Regions from separate parts of the Homo sapiens genome. Here region 2 is linked to region 1. A link is a contact called in ENCODE Hi-C or POLR2A ChIA-PET data. All regions are on one chromosome and are shown on one strand. The core of a region is the stretch at or near the end of the contact, and the rest is flanking DNA. Distances in the headings are between cores, read along the strand shown. Region 1 overlaps TEX41 (testis expressed 41). Region 2 holds the start of TEX41 (testis expressed 41).

The links. A loop is a pair of places that touch in the nucleus more often than their neighbours do. ChIA-PET counts read pairs that join two places held with the same protein, here RNA polymerase II (POLR2A).
Region 2: a loop to region 1 is called in a map of PC-3, with 3 times the contacts of the local background. The contact joins the promoter of TEX41 here to the enhancer-like site in region 1. A Hi-C loop is called at or near these places in 1 of 168 maps with a recorded cell type or tissue (PC-3). POLR2A ChIA-PET finds 5 or more read pairs at or near these places in 2 of 52 experiments (K562 and OCI-LY7).

The regions. Positions count from the first base shown.
Region 1 is chr2:145,040,751-145,046,643 of GRCh38, forward strand. The region is part of intron 3 of TEX41 (testis expressed 41); the gene reads left to right. The region is part of intron 3 of LOC100505498 (a long non-coding RNA gene); the gene reads left to right. Among named protein-coding and RNA genes, the nearest start is that of LINC01966, 160 kb to the left of the region's middle. Within about 2 kb of position 2,886, at least 2 of the 41 ENCODE cell types and tissues checked have a DNase peak (open chromatin) inside an H3K27ac peak, as active enhancers do.
Region 2 is chr2:144,664,941-144,670,391 of GRCh38, forward strand. TEX41 (testis expressed 41) reads left to right here and starts at 3,027. Exons shown (of 5, transcript NR_033870.2): 1 at 3,027-3,168.

The DNA of each region.
Region 1 (5,893 bases), core at 1,636-4,135:
TTCTTATTGTTATGGGAACTTGTCCTGCCTTTGAAATTTTGAAAGAGAAAAAGTAGGAAGAAAGCAATCTTTTTTGAGGCATGTATTTTAGGTGTATGCAGAATTTTTTTTCTTAAATAAGGCTTGTTCCTTTCCTTCTTATATTTCTTTCTTTCATATTAATGTCTATAAGAGTCTTATTATTTCAGGAGTACAACAGAAACTTTTATTTTTTATTTTTAATTAATATATTTTTTTAAATTTTTATCTTTGAAACAGAGTCTTGCTCTGTCCCCCAGGCTGGAGTGCAGTGGTATGATCTTGGCTCACTACAACCTCTGCCTCCTGGGTTCAAGAGACTCTTCTGCCACAGCCTCCTGAGTAGCTAGGACTGCAGGTGCACACCACCACACTGGGCTAATTTTTATTTATTTATTTTTTTAATAAAAACGGGTTTTCACCATGTTGGCTAGGCTGGTCTTGAACTCCTGACCTCAAATCATCTCTCCATCTCGGCCTCCCAGAGTGCTGGGGTTACAGGCATGAGCTACCATGCCAAGCCCAATGGCAACTTTTATCACGACCTGAAAATTGTCACACTGTGGACTGGCTTTGTGAAAAATTAAGAAGATAGTGAATGAACTGGGCTCCTAGTCTTTCCCTTTTTCAGGACATAGGCCTTATCTCTGGAGGGGAACCTTGTCCAATGTTGCCATCAAGATCTGGTATGTCCAATGCTGCTAGTGGATTGAAATCTTGACCAGATTATTCATTACCTTGTTTTTTTCTTTCTACAACTTTTCCTTCTTCTTTCTTTCCTCATCTCTCCCCACCACACTTTCCTCTCCGATTCTACAGGTCTGCAACAACCAGAAACTTAGTCTTCACTAATTATGGCTCCAGGATTCTTGTGATTATTTTACTTTCCATTTAAATAGGATATAATTAATACCATTGAATATTCTGAGCATGTGGCTACTAATGGGTTTCTTTTTGCTCTTGAGAGAGAAACAAATATTGAAACCAGAAGCTGTTGGAGAGATTTGATCTTTTGAAAAAGATATAAAATTTGCTTACTCATATTTATAATTGTGACAAGACCTCTAGGAATCCATGCATTATGTCTTTTATGTGAGGAAAGCAGAGAATGTTTGTTTTGACTGCATTATAACCAAACACTATTAAACAAAGTTGAGTATATTCCTAGCTTCCCTATGCCAGACTAGGTAGTATCTTGTGGCCACTTGAAGGAATTTGGCCTTCACTTGAATGCAGTGGAAGTCACTGACATTTTACTGAGGAGAAGGGGGAAAAGACACAAGTGGTGAATATAGCTAGAATTTTCATTTTGGAAAGAGCAATCTGGATATGGTATGGAAAACCACATTGAATGTGAATGGCTACCTTTGATAGGAGGTTGCTGCAGTAGTCTAAGACAGAGAGGATGAGAGCTTGGACTGGGATGTCGGTAGAGGAAAGAAAAGAACAGAAAGGTGTCAATAAATGTTTTTCTATTATGGAATGGATATGGAGGAGTTTAAGAGAAGGCATGTGCAGAATGCCCCTGGCAACTGACTTGTGCATTGGTGTCCTGAGATGCCCTTCAATGGCGAAGGAGAGTGTTGCTGAGGAAGAAGGCCAGGATAGAAGGAAAACTGTGTGTTTCATTTTGACCTATTGCTTTTGAAATATCCAAGTGAAAGTATCCAGAGAGAAGTGGGATACAAGGCCTGGTGCTCAGAGGAGAGATCTAGACCACAGATATACAACAGTGAAACTTTGTGTGTGGTTCGTCATGGGGAATGAATAAGGCTGCCTAAGAAGAAGATAAAAGGAGGAGAAAAAAGCAACACAACCTGCCCAGGAAAATACAACATTGAAATGATGAAGAAGAAACAAATGTTGAAAAACGAAACCAATGGTCAGGGAGGCGGGAGGAAAAGAAGAAAGTATAATAGTATAAAAGTGGAGGAAAGAGAAGTTACAAGATGGAGGAAAATGAAAATAAAATGTATTACAGGCTCTGCTATCCTGAGGCAAAACTGATTTATATTTTTTGTTTCTTTGTGGGCTTTGTTAGAAGGACTTGCATATGCTACAAAAGCAAAAACAAAAAGCGAAAAAACTAAAATAAAAAAAACTAATGACATTATTCTAACGAGACAGATAAACAGAACTTGGTAGTGGAATCCAATGAGTAAGGCTTGTTCAGTGATTATTAGGTAATTGTGTCACAAATTAGCACCATGGATTTTTCCTTCAAAGCATTTAACATCAGTTGTAACTATAAATTTGCCTTCCTTTCTTCTTTCTCTCTTTTCCCCCTTCCCCTCCCCATGTTTTCTTTCATTGCAGGGACCTTGTCTGGTTTCTACCACTGTGTCCCCAGCATCTAGCATAGTGCCTGCAAAAGTATCCAGAAGGCATTCAATATTTGTAGAGAAACACACAAATGAATCTCAAATATGCAATAAAAAGAGAGAAGCTCTGGATTAGGGGGGAAAAAACAAAAACCTTATACTTCATCCTGCTCCGGATCATTTGGTTTTAAAATATCTAGGGCCTCTCTTTCTTAATACATAAAAGCATATGTCTTGACCAGAAGTATTCCAAGATAACTTCTGGATCCAAAGTTCCATGAGTCTATTTACCTAACTCTGCTAAAATGTTGGGGCAGATCTCTCTGAAAAAAGCTTCTTCTAAAAACATGTTGCCATCCAGGTTGGCTTTATGCTGTGCCAGCGATATTTGAAGAAGGCCAACCCCTTAGAGACATTGCATGATCTCATCCTCTGGCAGCTCACCTATTGGCCATTGCCCTGCCTTGAAGCCAGGAGCCGGTGAGCCTGATAATGTCCCACATCAGCTGTCTTGTTTCCTTTGCTTTTTGCCCCAGGCTTCTGTGCAGCTGCAGAATAAAAGGCCGGGCATGTGCCCCACTGGAAGTGTCTGGAATCCATGGCTTCAATAGACCTTTGACGAGTGGGAAGTTGGAACCATGATGAAATACTGCCCTCTAGACTGATCTCAGGAGGACAATTCTGGGGTGAATTCTATACGGTTTCTCAGAGGGTCCCCGGTAGCACTGAGCCCCCATTTCCACAGTCATATTCAGTTCAATAATATTTTTCCTCCTTTCCTGTTTTGCTTTCTCCAGCGCCCATTGCTAGTTGCTTCCTGGAGGAATTTCCCAAAATAAAAGTGCCTATCCACAAATCCTTCTCCTGAGGCTGCTTTTTTGGAGAATTCAAGTTAAGGAAGATTTCTATTGGATCAGTATATGTACATGAAGTTCACTTTACTCTTCATTCCCAGTGAAAATGCTTTGGCAATTTTGAGTACAATTTAAATATTTTCTTCATTATTTTGCATTTCAGTTTTAGACATGCTTTATCTTTATTCTGTTATAAAACTTTAATTAAGACTTCCAACTCTTATATACTACCTCAGATATCTTCTAGCTTTTATACCAGAGAGATGATAATCTGTAAATAAATATTTAAATGTACTAGAAATTCAGCTATTAAAGGACTATTATGAAGACGTAATCCTTTTGCTGGTAAAAGCAAACTTACTTACTGGCTAGTATATGTATTTTCATGTATTTTAACTCAGATTTTATTTGTGTTATTTCAGGTTTGTATGGATTTTAATCCCTATTGCTGGTGCACTTCACTTGGGCTTGGAAGCTTTTTTCCCATTTTCGTAGTAATGATCCATAAATACTTTGAATAGTATGTACACATAGATATTTCTCTTTTTATTGGGAAAAAAGAAAGTATTTTTCTTGCTGTTCCTGCAACTCATTAATCACAATGCTATATATGCTATTAATTATGCTTAAATGTAGTTTGCTTGTTTAATTTGTGAACCTCCAATAACTCAAGACTTTCAAATTATTTGTCTTCCATGTTGACATTTTGATTACTAAAACATTCCTAAAGCTAGAAGAAGGACTAATAATGTAGGATTAAAACTATGAATCACCTTTTGATTAAACACTCAGCAATCTTTGTTGCTAAATCTTCACTCAGAGACTAACTCTAAGTCTCATTTGAACTTATAGATGTTAATTCCATATTGATCACCATAGCCTGGTAGATGCAATGCATATTCACTCAGCTCATAGTTTTAATTTAAAGTGGATATTGATGCTTTGTAATGAGAACAGTGATCTCTAATCATGCAGCTTCAATAAATAAAGCTGAGGGAACAGTGGGCAGCATTGGTGACAGTGGCATTTGGTGACAATCTGTTCTAAATGTTGAATGTAACATATCTCTTGAGTTCACATGTTCACTCAACTCCATCTCTACTGAAGTAACCTAGACTTCCGTTTATATAGTCTTGATAGTGGTAATAATATATGTGTAAATATAAAGATGTTTATTTTGTAAAATAACTCACACATCTCATCTAATTTGACTTGAAAAATTATCTTTTGATGTGTATGAAACAGTTATAGATATTTCCATTTAGCGTCAGATAAATTGTGTTACTGGTGACCAAATTACAATAACTAACAAATGGGGAATGCAGAAACCAGGTGCTCTGGTTCCTGGGCCAGTGATATTCTAGATTTCCACTGTTCTCTGCTTTATGTTCTCACTACGCATTGTCTCCTCAACTAGTGTCTTCCATACACAAACTCACTCTCTCTCTCACATTCTTCCCTCCTCCACCTGTTTCAATAAATAGTAAGATACACACTGGGAACTAGAACAGCTGAATCTTTTGTATTTTTAGTCAACCTGAATTTTGGATATAATCTTGCTGTGATGGTTAATTTTATGTGTCAGCTTGGTGAGGCTATAGGACCCAGTTATTTAATCAAACATGGAGTGAGGCATTGTCAGATCATGGGTAACATCTATAATCAGTTGACTTTAAGTAAAGGAGACTACCGTGCATAACGTGGTTGGGTCTCATCCAATCATCTGAAGGCCCTAAAAAACCAAACACCACATGTTCTCACTCATAGGTAGGAATTGAACAATGAGAACACATGGACACAGGAAGGGGAATATCACACACCGGGGCCTGTTGTGGGGTGGGGGGAGGGGGGAGGGATAGCATTAGGAGATATACCTAATGTTAAATGACAAGTTAATAGGTGCAGCACACCAACATGGCACATGTATACATATGTAACAAATCTGCACATTGTGCACGTGTACCCTAAAACTTAAAGTATAATATTAAATAAAAAAGAGCAAAAACTGAAGTTTTCCAAAGAAGAAGACATTCTGCCTCAAGACAGTAACAGCAACTCGTGCCTGACTTTCCAACCTGTCAGCCTGCCCTATGGCTTTCAGACTTGCCGGCCTGCCAGCCTCTACAATCCTGTAAGCCAATTCCTTAAAATAAAGCTCCTGATATAACATAGGGTATATATATCCTATTGGTTCTGTTTCCCTGGAGAACTCTGACTGATGCACTTGCCTTACGTTTTCTGAGAATATCAATATAATACAATTTGTACACCACTGACATTGTTATGTTCCTTAAAGGGTCTCTGTACATCTGCTCTTGCCCCTTTCTACTGTCCTTACTCCTTGCCAAAATTTCAATTTTCAATTGTAGTTTTGATACTATAAATTCTCTTCATTTCTTGCATCCTGTCTTAGCAATATTTTCTGTCTTGAAAGTCTTTCTATTTTCTCTATTTTATCTCTAAATTAGTGAGCATGATCTTAATGGATAGAACAAAAAAAAAACTGCCATCAACTGGCTCCCTTCAATCTTCCTATTAATAAACTAAGTAGCACTTTACTTTATACTCAAAATATCTTACATTAGTCACACACACATACACACACACACACAAATACACATAAATGCACGTACACACTGAATTCTAAGGAATATATCTTATTTTTTCATTTGTATAGTGCAACCTATTTATAGTTTCACA
Region 2 (5,451 bases), core at 1,777-4,276, 380 kb before region 1:
ACAGGAAAACCTGCTCTTGTGTGTTTGCACCTGAGGAGGGGGAGGGGACACCATTTTTATCAGGCACACTAAAAGCAGCCGTTCATTCTTGCAAGATGGACTGTTCTAGATTTTGTTGCTTTATGAAATTTTTGGTACACAATTTAAGTAAGTTTTTGGCACAATTTAAGTAAAACCCAGGATTATTTCAGACAGTTAGAAATGAACAATAGCATGTTTATCATTAGAATCGGACTCTCCTTGTTATATTTCATAGGGTTTAGCACTTGTCTGTTAATACCCATCTCACTAAATGTCTCCATTCATAACATAGGTTTTCTTCCCCTGGGTGAAGGGATGGGGAGGAGTGAATCTTTTTCTAATTTCTTTTTCTTCCATCATGTTTATATGTATAAAATTTCACAGACCAACATTTTCTAGAACCTCTGTATTCGCGGAACAAGTTCCTTTAAATACAAAGATTTCTAAGTGACATTTTGACTTCTGATTTACATGAATCTTAGTAAGTTATGCCAAATAAACTCTTAAATTATACTGAGTAAGAAGTCTGATTAAGAAGTTTTTCTTCTCAAAAGGAAAATAAATGTTTTCAATTCTTTTTAAAATAAGTTTTTGTGTTTGGCAGTGCCTTGGTCTCACAGCAGTAAAGAGATTAAGTAAAATGCTAACTTGTAGTAACTCTATATTTTTAAATTTCTTATCCTAAAAACTAATACAGAGATAATTCCTGAGAAACCTCATTTCCCTGGCAAGTCAATAGCTTACTTTGCTTCTTGTTATTTGCTTTTAACAGTGACAGGGATTTTTATTCTTTTTTTTTCCTTTTCTTTAATTTGCAGAGTCAATTAAACTGCTTAACCAAATAGATCTTAATAGTGTTGATAGATTCTTATTATATTCCTGTCATAATTATTTTTTAAAACTGGCAGGAAGCCTTCAGTATTCAACATCATTTACGACCTCAGTGAATGGTCATGTAAATGGACAATTTGCAGAAATTCCAGCTGGGGTTAACCTTAGAACAGGGTTGTTCCAATATAAAGCTGCTGGCTTCCTTTACATTATTATGGATTTCTGTTTGTTTTCTTTTTATTTTTGGGCAGGCTTCCCCTGAGAAGTTTAGATGGACGATTTAAGGGAGGTGTGTTTTTAGGAGGACTTAGTGGTGATATTGGAAAAATCTTAGTGAAATGACAGCCGAGGTCATTATAACATGGCCTTGAGTCTCATAACTCGGGAGGAAGTAGGTAGGAGGTGGTGGCAGAAAGGCAAAGATACTGAGGTGTTTCTAACACGGGCACAGGAATATGAGGCAATAATAGAACATTACTAAAGTTCTCCTCTAGAATGAGTCATTGACAAATATAATTTGAGGCTTTAGGCAGCCCCAAGAAAATATCAATTTCTATGATTTTTATAAACTTACACTTTGGAAAGGTTGGCAAATTGATAGACAATGAATAAACGCATTTAGAATTCAAAGTTGACATTCATATTATGGCCTCAATTTAGCTAGGTGAGATATTTAGTGACACTTGGATGTCTTTCCAAGGGTCAGATTTGTTAAAACATTATGCTAAAACAATTTGAGAGATAACTTTAAGTATTCTAGGCTTAACTAGAAAGCAAATTTTGCATTACAGTTCAGGAGTAGATAGTAACTTTGCAAACCCAAATCAAGAAATCTAACCACATTAAAGAAATGGATTTTGTTGTAAAACTAAAATGATTACATACTATATTTCTTAACTTAATGAGGGAGAAATGTACCTCTGGTCTAATAAGCTCCATATTGTTAAATGTCAGTGTTAGCATCTCTCTTCATCAGTGTTATCCAAAATTTAATGCTAATATTATTTTACTGAATCTGTGAAGAGATTGTACTATTTTTCTTTTCTTTCTTTCTATTTTTGGAGGTTGGGGTGTGTGGAGGGATGGTGTTTCAAAGTTTGGTGTTGAGATTGTATGTATTTCCAAAGAGTAATACTGAAATAGGTTGTGAAATTATAACCAGAGTTCTACATCCTCAACTCTTTATATTCAAGAAGTTTTGCCATTTCAAAGAAAGATGAGAAGTTTTAAAAAAAAAAATTATGACAGGACTGTAGTAAGAGTCTATCAACACTATTAATATCTATTTGGGTAAACAGAGAGGCAGATACCTTTTCCCACATGAACTATTTTTTGATCAGTATAAAGTATGATAAAATATGAAAAAAAGCAAAATTCAGGATACTTTTGTAGGTAGACACGTCAGATATTATATAAAATTAGCTTAAATATTCAAACACTGTAAAATGAGAGGCAGATAGGATATCGTCTCCAAAGAGGACATGGTGAAAACGATACTTTGAAATGATAAATAGTCAAATATGGGCATAACTTTTTCATATTAGAGAAAACTTATTGCCTAGACAAATGTAGTAGTAGTGTGTATTTTACTTCTAAGAATTTAGTGACTAAAGTACAATGCCCTCCCCATCATGTTCTCATAATAAAAGCTCATATTCTGTGAACATTTTACACTTTTTTTGAGATGGAGTCTCCCTCTGGCACCCAGACTGGAGTGCAGTTGTGCCATCTCGGCTCGCTGTAACCTCTGCCTGCTGAGTTCAAGCAATTCTCCTGCCTCAGCCTCCTGAGCAGCTGGCATTACAGGCACCTGCCGCCACGCCCAGCTAATTTTTGTATTTTTAGTAGAGACAGGCTTTCACCATGTTGGCCAGGCTGGTCTCAAACTCTTGACCTCAAGTAATCTGCTGGCCTCGGCCTCTCAAAGTGTTGAGATTACAGGCGTGAGCCACTGCGTCTGGCCTACACTTTTTAATTCTCTGATTTCATGAAGAGTTCTTAACTCCCCCCAGCTAATGCTAAAAATGTGTCCTGGTTCTTACACGGCACTGCTAGTAACGTGGCAACCTGAGACTGTTCCCAGGCTCAATTCACAGGAGCCCATGTTCAGCGGTTATTTAATAGCTTTGAAATGCCATTCACCTGTGGCCCATTTCAAGTTTCCCATGATTCTTAGGAAGACCCTGGCCTCCATCTTGAAAACGGAAAATAAAAACAGCAGACCTATGAAGGTCGAAGGGGAAGAAAAGCTGTATCGATTGTTGAGATCTGGCGACTTGTTTAAATTTCATCAGCCTCACTTCTATGAACTCTCAGGTAAGCACTCTATTGATTTGTAATTTTCCTGCAAACTTTATAAAGCAGAGGAAAATGGCCGACATGGCGAAGTGCTTGGTTAGAGTCCAAGCTGCGTGTTGGTAATTAGCTCAGGGAGGGGGGGAAAAGGAGAGTCAGGCAGTTTGCTGGAAGTTTGAGTGCAAATTTGACAAGGCAAGGAAAATGGATTGCACTCCAGTGAGAGCTAGCTTAATACTTGAATTCAGAAAACTCCAGAGTTCCTCCTTGTTGAGTCCTGCAAATAAAGAGGAGGGTAAGAAAGAAGCGATTCTGAAAGGGAGGGGGGTCGGAGAGTAAACTGAAAATTTCCATGGAAATAGCCGGTTTTTTTTTTTTTATGACTTTTTAAAGCCACTTTTAAGCTATTGCTTTCAGTTTACTTCAATGCACTCACTGAAGTAAGCTGAGAAAGAAATCTTTGATATGCCAGATCAACCAAAAGTTTTAAAATATTCTTTTGTGTCTCCATTTATAATGCAAATAGTAAGTTGGTGTTTTGGGTCCATTTCACCATGGTCTCTGAAGTGGGTTAACATACACAGAATGAGGAAGTGGAGGGAGTCCCAAAGAGAGCACATCTTTGATAGTTCAATAATAATAAAAAAATGTATTTAGGTCTTTTCTAAATACCTTTCACCTCCTAAGAATATAAAACATGAGAGGAAGTTCTAAGAAGAATAAATTGTGGTTGCCCTCTATGTTAGCTGAGTGACTAAAGATATCGTATTGTTCTATGAATTATCCACTACTTAAATATTCCTTAAGTCTAGCCTTTATGAGCTCATAAAAAGACTTTGCTTATGTGTCTAGGAAAGCCAGTATCTTTATATGCTGTCAGAACTGAATTTAACATACTGTTTCAATATAACTTTGAAAACCAGCAGATATTTTGTTATAGGAAAGCAAGCTAGGCAAGCACCTTAAACCCATGTTTACATTTTAGTTTTATCAAACATAAATATTTCCTAGTTGGAATAGTTTTAAAAAGTGGTAATCTATGCTTGAGAATGATGGAAGGAGACGGAATTCTGGTTGAAATAGTATTGCCACTGTAGTGTTTTATTCATGAGAATCTCCAATCTTTTTTCATATATGCTAAAAAAGCCAAAATTAATTAATGTCAGAAACACAAATGAGGATTGGCAATGATCATCCATCCATGCTGGGGGAGGCAAGGCTGGGCGTTCTGTATGGTATAAACTCCAGATTCCGCTTCCTCACTGAGCACCTCTGTAAAGCCTCCCGTGCATTTGGAAGCTTCAGAATTTCTTCTGGGCAACCAAAGTCAAATATAATTTTTGACAAATACCAACTCCTCCCTCAATGCAACCAAGAGCAATAATGTTTCAGGAAGCTCCAGCTGAAGTGTTAGTAATAACCATCAAATAAACAGAAGTTTTACCATCTTCTGTTTCATGATTGAGCTTTTTCAAATGTAAACAATTTATAAGGAAAAAAGTGGGCCATGTCGGATATGAGAAACAGAGAAAAGTTTGGTGGGAAAAATCAGAGGCATTCTTTATCAGGAGATAGAGTTAGGACATGCCTATGATTGCACACTGTTTGGGTATATTCTTGTATTCATCCTTCCTCTCGGGTTATAAGTACCACTTTTTCTTCCCCTTCCTTCCCTTCTCATTCTCTCTTGGGCATGGGCATGACTTCTCTTACCTTTGCCTTTCTCTGGGACCTCAGTTGACAGCTCTGTCACACTCACCTTCTCTTCTGCCCAAGCTGCTCCCCCTACCCTTCTCCCACTTGGGCTTGCTGAGGAAACCACTGCTCCCCAGGCGCCCTGAGTGCCTCAGCTTTACCTAGGTACCTCCGGTGTATATTTCTTAATGGCTATATTTTAGGAGCGAAAAAGTTTCCCAGTGACCCCCTTTCATTTGTTGTCTGACCTGAATTAAGCTGCACAACTCTGATTAGAGACAAATCTTTCTTTTTCCACACTGTTGCTCTTTCTGCTGTCTCATTTAACACAGCTGGTATAAAATGCTAGAACTATTTAGCATAACAAGACCTATTTGCAAAAATGATGAGAAAATACCATAAAAAAGGCCAGAAATATATCCCCTGTAGGAGATGCTATTGTTACCCTGCTTAGATACGCTTCAGTGGCTGGTACTTGCTTCCCCCCTGCCTCCTGCCCAAGCTGCTTTGAGTGTGGCTGGTGACCTCATAGCTGCCTTCTTCCCTGGAGACTTGTCCTGTGGCCAATGACTGACAGGGATAGGGGTCAAGGTAGGGGGGAGCTGACAA